Linked DNA regions of Homo sapiens: region 1 is linked to region 2. The links are chromatin contacts, found by Hi-C or POLR2A ChIA-PET in ENCODE. All regions are on one chromosome and are shown on one strand. Each heading gives the region's core, a stretch centred on a gene start or an enhancer-like site at or near the end of the contact. The rest is flanking DNA. Distances are from core to core; before and after follow the strand shown.

Region 1 (3,776 bases), core at 1,277-3,776, 140 kb before region 2:
CTGGGAACTTACACAGACTGCACATGAATGCTTAGGGAAAGAATTCTCCTTTGTCCATGCTTTTGCTGTAAGCTGTGCTCTTTTGTGTTTAACCTCGTCATATACAACATGGACTGTCTGCCAAGGGCCTCTTGGTGATCTGCAAGGCGTTCTCAGATGGCTGTCTCTGAGGGCCTGGTCCCTCCTTTAGCTTGTCAAAGGACACAGAGATGGGTCACTGGAGCTGGCTCTCCTTGGGATACAATCCAGTCCCCTCAGCTAGGGCATTTGTATCACTGCCCTCGGGTGGAGCTCAACAGTGACCCCATGGTTAGGCCATCTGGAAACAGGCTGCTGACACCCGGGACTTCTGTGCTGCCAGGAAGAACAAGGCAGGAGGATGCGTCCCTGCACCCAGGCTGCCCTCCAAACCTGTGGAATGCAGCCCCTGGTCATAGAGGAGGCCCAACTGTTGCTGACACGTATGGGAATCCAGAGGCTGGGCTCCCCTTCATACAGCCAGGGCCCCACTCAGACCTGAGCCAACCCATCATATGCCAGATGGGACAGAGTGCTCACATGGGCCACTTGCCGGACCCTCTGACACTTTTAGGAAGCAGGTATTTTCACCATGGCCACACCCAATGCTAGTAAGTGCCTGTGATGGTTAATTTTATGTGTCAGCGTGGCTAGGCTCTGGTGCCCAGTTGTTGGTCAAACATTGTTCTAGATGTTGCTATGAGGGTATTTTTTTGAATGAGAGTAACATTTAAATAAGTAGACTCTGAGTAAAGCAGATTACCTCCCACAGTGTGGGTGGGCCTCACCCAATCAGTTGAAGGCCTTAAGAGAAAAGACTGAGGTCCCCCGAGGAGAAAAGAATTCGTCTCTAGACCACCTTAGGATTTAAGGCCACAACATAAACTTCTGCTAGAATTTCCAGCCTCCTGGCCTGCCCTGAAGATTTCAGACTTGCCTGACCAGATCATCGCATGAGCCGATTCCTTAAAGTCTCTCCTGCTGTTTTTCTGGAAAACCTGACTACTACAGTGCCTGAGGTGGGACCCGATTACCCCATTCTGCCTTCCAGCTGCTGGCGGTGCGTGTGTTTGCCCGGAAGGGTGATCCAGGGCTTCATCAGGCAAAGCATTGGGGATGGAAGTTCCGGCGACTCTCATGGCCTCGCCTGGTGAGGGGCACCCCTGGGGCAAACCCCGTTTCCTACTGATTCCATGTCAGCACTGCTTTTCCTGCTGGCAGAAATCAAATCAAGCCAGTTACCATGGCTCACACCTGTAATCCCAGCACTTTCAGAGGCCGAGGCGGGTGGACCACCTGAGGTCAGGAGTTCAAGACTAGCCTGGCCATCGTGACGAAACCCTGTCTCTACTAAAAATTAAAAAAAAAAAAAATAGCTTGGTGTGGTGGTGGACGCCTATAATTCCAGCTACTCGGGAGGCTGAGGCAGGAGAGTCATTTGAACCCGGAAGGCGGAGGCTGCAGTGAGCCGAGATCGTGCCACTGCACTCCAGCCCGGGCAACAGACAGAGACTGTCTCAAAGAAAAAAAAATGTTCCCGCCATCTAGGCATGAACTGTCTGCTGAAGCCCCTCAAATCTCCTGCCTTGCCCTGGATGGAGACCTGTTTTTATTTTGTTATTTCTGTCTATAAAAGCAGCTAGATTACTATGTCTTTCCTTTTTATTGAAATTTGAAAAACTGCACACCACTTATGTGAGCCACGTTATAATGGAAAAGGCAGGTGCCTCCAGAGGAGACACACAGGGCAGCATGTGTCTGCGTAATGTGTGTCATCAGAATACACGTGTGTGGGTTTTTGTCTAGCTCCCTTCATCTGCATGGCGCCAACAATGATTGTGAAGTATCTGTGAGCCATGAGTTCCTTTACTAATGCAGCACATGCTACTCAGGGCCTCCTCTGTGCCAGGCACCACACTGGGTTCCGGGGACCCAACAGGGAACAAGACACAGTCCCTGCCCACAGGGAATGTGCAGCCTAAGTGTCATCTCTGAGGCTGGGTTCGAAGGGAAGTGAGGAGCGTTAGAATTGGGGCCTGCAGCCTCTTAACTATTTGGCTATTTATCATTACAACGGGGCTCTATGAACCTAGTAATATTTTCTGTTTGAGTCAAAGACATTAGCATTTTTTAGAGCCAGCCAGCCGGAAGTGGGCTCTCCAACCTTCCCTCCACAGCTTCTCTGTGCATCTCACCGTGGCACCTTCACTTTCTGCCCCTACCATGTGATTTTGTAGATGTGGTGTCCACAGGCTGAGCTTTGGCCTCACCCAGACCTGGGATTGGGTCCCAGCCACACCATTTCTAGCCGTGTGATCTTGGCCTCACGACTTAGCCTCTCTCAGCTTCCCTTTCCTCATCTATAATACTAATTTGGGGGAAAATAATAGCTCTGTACTTTTATTGGTGGGGCTGTTAGGGAGATTAGTGAGATGATACATACCATAGTCCCTTGCATAAGTTTCAAATAATGTTACCTGCCACAGTCCCTTGCAAAAGTGCTAAAGGCAAGTCCCTTGCAAAAGTGCTAAATAAATGTTAACTTCCTTTTTTTAAGTTTTTTTTTTTTTTGAGACCAAGTCTCTCTGTCACCCAAGCTGGAGTGCAGTGGCATGATATCGGCTCACTGCAATCTTCACCTTCCTGGTTTGAATGATCTTCCTGCCTCAGCCTCCTGAGTAGCTGGGATTACAGGCACCTGCCACCACACCCAGCTAATTTTTGTATTTTTAGTAGAGACAGGGTTTCACCATGTTGGCCAGGCTGGTCTCAAATGTCTGACCTCAGGTGATCGGCCTGCCTCAGCCTCCCAAAGTGCTGGAATTACAGGGGTGAGCCACTGTGCCCAGCCATAAATGTTAACTTCTATAATATTATTTTTGTTATTGTTACTTATCTCCTTACTTATGTATTTTTCATTATTCAAGGGCAAGGACCATTTTTCCCCTTCTCCTCTTACCCTCCTCCTTGTTCTAAATAGGACTTATGGCAAATTTCAGCAAGTTGATGAGAAAAATAGAGGGAAAATGAAGATATAAACATAAAATGGAGCCAGCAGAGACTAATACAGAAAGTACATCCTTACTTTAGTGGGTCACAGGATTGGCTCTAAGCTTCCTAGCACCCAATGAGATGAAAGAAACTGAATTAGTTACATAATGTAACACTGTTGTCCATGAAATAAAACAAGCGAATAGCTCAGGAGAAACACACCTGGGCGACATTCTTTTTTTCCTTCTCACTTCCTTCTTGACCTTGTGATTCATTTTGCTGAAGGGAAGACCATTTGTTGGAAAGTGTTTCTGAATGCGATGGGAGTCCTGGCCCTTGGTAGAGGCCCACCCCTCGCTGTCTTCAGCTGATCTGTTAGTAATAGAGAAGATCTAGTTCCTGGCCCAGAGAACTGATCCTGCAATAGGGCTGTGTTTTTGAAACCAAAAGCGTCATACAGATAACAAAGGAGATGTGTCTCACTGTGGTTAGGCTATTTTGTAGCAACACTTGTTTCCACTCTTTTGCAATTTCAGGTTCTGTCAGACTTGATCTAAACATGAATGTGCAAGTCCAGTGCTCAGGCTGATATAACCACTGTCTGGGCCCTGAGTTGATTTGAATTTCCACTTCCAATCTGTGGTGCAACGTATGTAACACAGCAAATCAGTAAGGCTTTATCAAGCACTTTCTTTGTGCAAGGCCCCTGTCCCAGGCCCTGCCTGGGAACCTTGCTTCCAGCTTGAGGTAATGGGGGTCAAGAAGGA
Region 2 (4,280 bases), core at 806-3,305:
ATTAGCCAGGTATTGTGGTGCAAGCCTGTAGTCCCAGCTACTCGGGAGGCTGAGGCATGAGAATTGCTTGAGCCTGGGAGGTGGACGTTGCAGTGAGTTATGATTGCACCACTGCACTTCAGCCTGGGCAACAGAGTGAGACTGTCTCAAAAAAAAGAAAAAAAAAAGATTTAGATTTGTATCTGACTCTACCACTTACTGGGGCAAGTTAGTTAACCTGGTGACAATAATACCTCTAAATTGTTGTCAAGCATATTAAAAGATTAAAAGGAACAACATAGTGCTTGCCTCAGTTACGTATTAAACGTTTGGTTTATCCTTCATTCTCCTAGTTTCCAAATCTGACGAGACATCATTGTTTATTAACATTTTCTAGCATATTTAGTCACTCACTACATTATCTAAGGAGTCTTGTAAAACCTCTCATTCCACATACATGGTCTCCATCATAACTCAGACACAGGAATCTACCACCTTCAGCTAGAACTGTTGATAAAGTTGTAATTTTCCTCCCTGCATATTTGTGTTTATCCTAGTCTATCCTAGGTACTTCCTAATGAATGATTTCTCTTCTCAAAAATATAATCACTATTTGTAAGCCATAGAATTAGGTCTGCGTTAACTCTGTTACTTAAATTTTTTTCAGTATGTCTTTTCCTTAGTTAAGCCTCTGCTTACATCGTTTCCACTGACTAGAATTTACTTACCGCTTCTCTATGTTTTACTTTTAAGTCTGGCAGAAATCTCCTTACCACTCTCAAATTGCTCCTTTCTTTGAACTGCCATTAGTCTATTAGAGTAATAAGTGCATTATTTAACGTGTACTGTTCTTACCACCAAAACCAGATCAGAACCTTTGAAAGCAAAGGACTGTCTCCTTGTATCCCTGATGTTTAAAAATTATTTTGTGAATCAAAGGCACGTGGCAAATTGTTACTGGAATCCTATTAGACATACAGTATTGTATATTACATAACACGTTCCTTCAAGTTGTAAGATCTTAATGATGTAAGTATAAAGAGATGTGGATGGAGATGCTAAACTTGTGAATTTTTTTTTTTTTTAGACGGAGTCTCACTCTGTTGCCCAGGCTGGAGAGCAGTGGCCCGATCTCGGCTCACTGCAACCTCTGGCACCCAGGTTCAAACGATTCTCCTGCCTCCGCCTCCCTAGTAATTGGGATTACAGGTGTGCACCACCACGCCCGGCTGATTCTTGTATTTTTAGTAGAGAGGGGATTTCACCATGTTTGCCAGGCTGGTCTCGAACTCCTGACCTCAGATGATCCACCGGCCTCGCCCTCCCTAAGTGCTGCGATTACAGGCGTGAACCACCACGCCCGGGTTAAACTTGTGAATTTAACATGTTGCAGCCTCACATGAGAACACGGTATTCAACAAATGCAATGGAACGAAACTATGGCTGGGGTACAGAGCACGTATTTTTGCCATGTGGTCACAACTATGTGGTCATAGCTGCTAGGATGATGTACGCAAACTGCTCACATTAAAGCAAAAGTACTTACGTAATACAAGGGGTTTAATAGTGCAACAATATTTCTTAGCAACATTTCTGAGGGGCATATCAAGTTATTATCGCTAACGTTATCATATCAGGAAATGACGGTTAACAATGCAAGAAACTTTTGGGAAATGCTATTTAGTGTTTGAGTCCGCAAGACATACTCGTACCCTGAGCATTCGCAGTTGCTGCTCCACCACCCATTCTCTCACTGCTCACCCACGTGCTTCTGGACACTTGCTTACCAAAGTACTAGTTTGCATCACGTGACACGACTAGCAGGCCCCCTCCGCTCATGTATGACATCCCAAAGATGCCTGATTATTTTCCCTTCTTTAGGGAAAGGTGGTCCCAATCACCAACAAAACAGAGAAAGAGAACGAGAATTATCTCTAGTGGTTTTGCCTGCTAATCTTCTTTTTCCCTGAAAGAACACCCTCACGGCACGGCGTTTTCCTTAACGGTCAGGCGTTTTCCCGGGCAGCTTACCTGCTCGGCCTGGGTCTTTCTGGACAGCAGGCGCTGGAGGTGCGCGTCACTGTCCGCCGCCGTGTCCGCGGCTGCGCCAGACAGTGTAGAACCTGCGGCCTCGATGTCCTTCTCCCGTGCCCTATTGTGGGCTCGGCTCCCGGCGGGGCGCCAGGCTGGCCACCGGGCAGCCATCTGCTCTGCCCTTCGTCCCCACTTTGGGCCCTTTCCCGGGGTTCTGGGGCAAGTTTCTGTCCTTGCCACCGCCTCCTCCTCTGCCTCCGGTGGCTCCAAAATACCAAACACGTCCTTGTTCGTGCCCCTGACTGTGAAACCTCAGGGCCCCAGCGCCGACGGCGACGTCGGGGCCGAGCTAACCCGGCCTCTGGACAAGAGTGAGTGCGGGAACTACTGAGGGCGGCAGAGGGTGGTGTCTGCTGGGCCGAGGCTGGTTGGGAGGAAGCTACATCCCCTTCCCCTGGGGATCCGAGGTCCCATCGAGTGTTGTCATCGTGCCTCTCAGTGTCTGCCTCCTTCGCTGGTGTGTGAGCCCCTCAAACGGCTTAGGACTGTATCTGATTAATTCTTAACGCCTCGTCCCAGAAGCGGCCTTTTCCCTTTTACTGCCCTGCTCTCTGAATGGTTTAGACACTCATGTGTTGGGAAGATTTGACTTTTTTGAGTTGTTAGGTGGACGCCCGCTCTTTCTTGCATTCTTTGTTTCTCTCCCACCCCCGAATGGGATGTGGCAGTGAAAAGCCAGCGGAGACTCCTTTTAGGATTCTTTATCATTGAGGAGGCGCCGACTCATACCACGCTGTTAGGCTGTGTGGTGGTTGCCAAGAGGAACCAGACTCAGATCCAGATCCCCTCTTAAGAAACGTAACGGTATCGTGGGGGAGGACACGTGTATGGAAAGTGAACTGTAATACAAGGTAGAACATGACAAGGTCTAGAACAAGGTAGGGTGTCCCCGGCTCCAGAGAGAAAAGAAGAGGTAGCATCAGTTAGTGGCAGCGGGCTTTGCTCAGCAAAACTTAAGTTTGGATGGATTCGTTGACAGAGAGGCATGTGAATGTTTTCAAGGTGAGTTTCGGGATGATTAGGGAGGTAAGGGAGTTTCCTCTGACCATATGAAACTGGGAGATTGAGGAAATGCTATCCAGAATTGTCTCCAGGAATAGGAGGAGAAATGTCTCACTTCAACAAGCGACATTGGTGCCTCCTATTGTAAATCTAAAATATAGACTACAATATGTTTTTCAGAGCAGAAGTACAGTACTTTCACTAAACATGTGATGGAACTCACAGTATATGTTATTCTTTGACATATTCTTCCAGTGTTAAGCAAGGCCTTTCACTTTACTTGGTGCTGGGAGACTGTCTTTATTTTCTGCTGTTATAACATAATACCTGAGACTGAGTAATTTATAAACAATAGAGGTGTATTTGACTCATGGTTCTGAGCCGGGATCTGATGAGGGCCTTTGGCTGCATCATCACATGGTGGAAGGTGGAAAGGCAAATGAGCCTGTGAGACAGAGAAAGGGGGCTGAACTTATCCTTTTTTCCTGTGATAACTGACTCCTGTGATAATGGCATTAATCCACTCACAAAGGCAAACTCCTCATGTCCTAATCACCTCTTAAAGGTTCCACCTCTCAACTGTTAAAATAGCAATTAAATTTCAATATGAGTCTTGGAGAAGACATTCAAACCATAGCAGAGAATGTGTTATTTTAATAATGTAATTATACTATTATTTATTTTTAAATTATAAAAATACATAAAATTTACTCTTTTAAGCTTTTTTTTAGTTTTTTTTTCTTTACTTTTTTTTTTTTAGAGACAGGGTCTTGCTCTGTTACCCAAGCTGGAGTATAGTGGTATGATCATAGCTCACTGTAACCTCCAACTCCCAGACTCAAGCAATCCTCCTGGCTCAGCCTTCTAAGTAGCTAGGAATACAGGCGTGCATCACCATGCCTGGATAATTTTTTAATTTTTTGTAGAGATGGGGTCTTGCTATGTTGCCCAGGCTGGTCTCAAACTTCTGGGCTCCAGGGATCCTCCTGCCATGGCCTCCCAAAGCCCTGAGATTACAGACCTGAGCCACTGCACCCAGCCAGTCTTAATTGTTTTTAAGCACATAGTTCACTAGCGTTAAGTATATTGACATTGTCGCGAAATAGATGAGAACTTTTTCATCTTGCAGAGTTGAAACTCAAACAATAGTTTACCCATTAAAGAACAATTTTCCATTATTTTATATTATTTGAAGGCATAAGGTA

Evidence for each region. A loop is a pair of places that touch in the nucleus more often than their neighbours do. ChIA-PET counts read pairs that join two places held with the same protein, here RNA polymerase II (POLR2A). Pooled maps may share reads with other maps.
Region 1: a loop to region 2 is called in a pooled map, with 4 times the contacts of the local background. The contact joins the enhancer-like site here to the promoter of SUPV3L1 in region 2. A Hi-C loop is called at or near these places in 1 of 37 single-sample maps with no recorded cell type and 7 of 50 pooled maps. POLR2A ChIA-PET finds 5 or more read pairs at or near these places in 5 of 52 experiments (CD4-positive, alpha-beta memory T cell, H1, WTC11 and 2 more).

What each region holds. Positions count from the first base shown.
Region 1 is chr10:69,042,190-69,045,965 of GRCh38, forward strand. No RefSeq gene overlaps it. Among named protein-coding and RNA genes, the nearest start is that of SRGN, 44 kb to the right of the region's middle. Within about 2 kb of position 2,527, at least 6 of the 41 ENCODE cell types and tissues checked have a DNase peak (open chromatin) inside an H3K27ac peak, as active enhancers do.
Region 2 is chr10:69,178,179-69,182,458 of GRCh38, forward strand. It overlaps SUPV3L1 (Suv3 like RNA helicase), which reads left to right and starts at 2,056. Exons shown (of 15, transcript NM_003171.5): 1 at 2,056-2,384. The coding sequence starts at 2,114. RefSeq lists an enhancer at 1,771-2,140.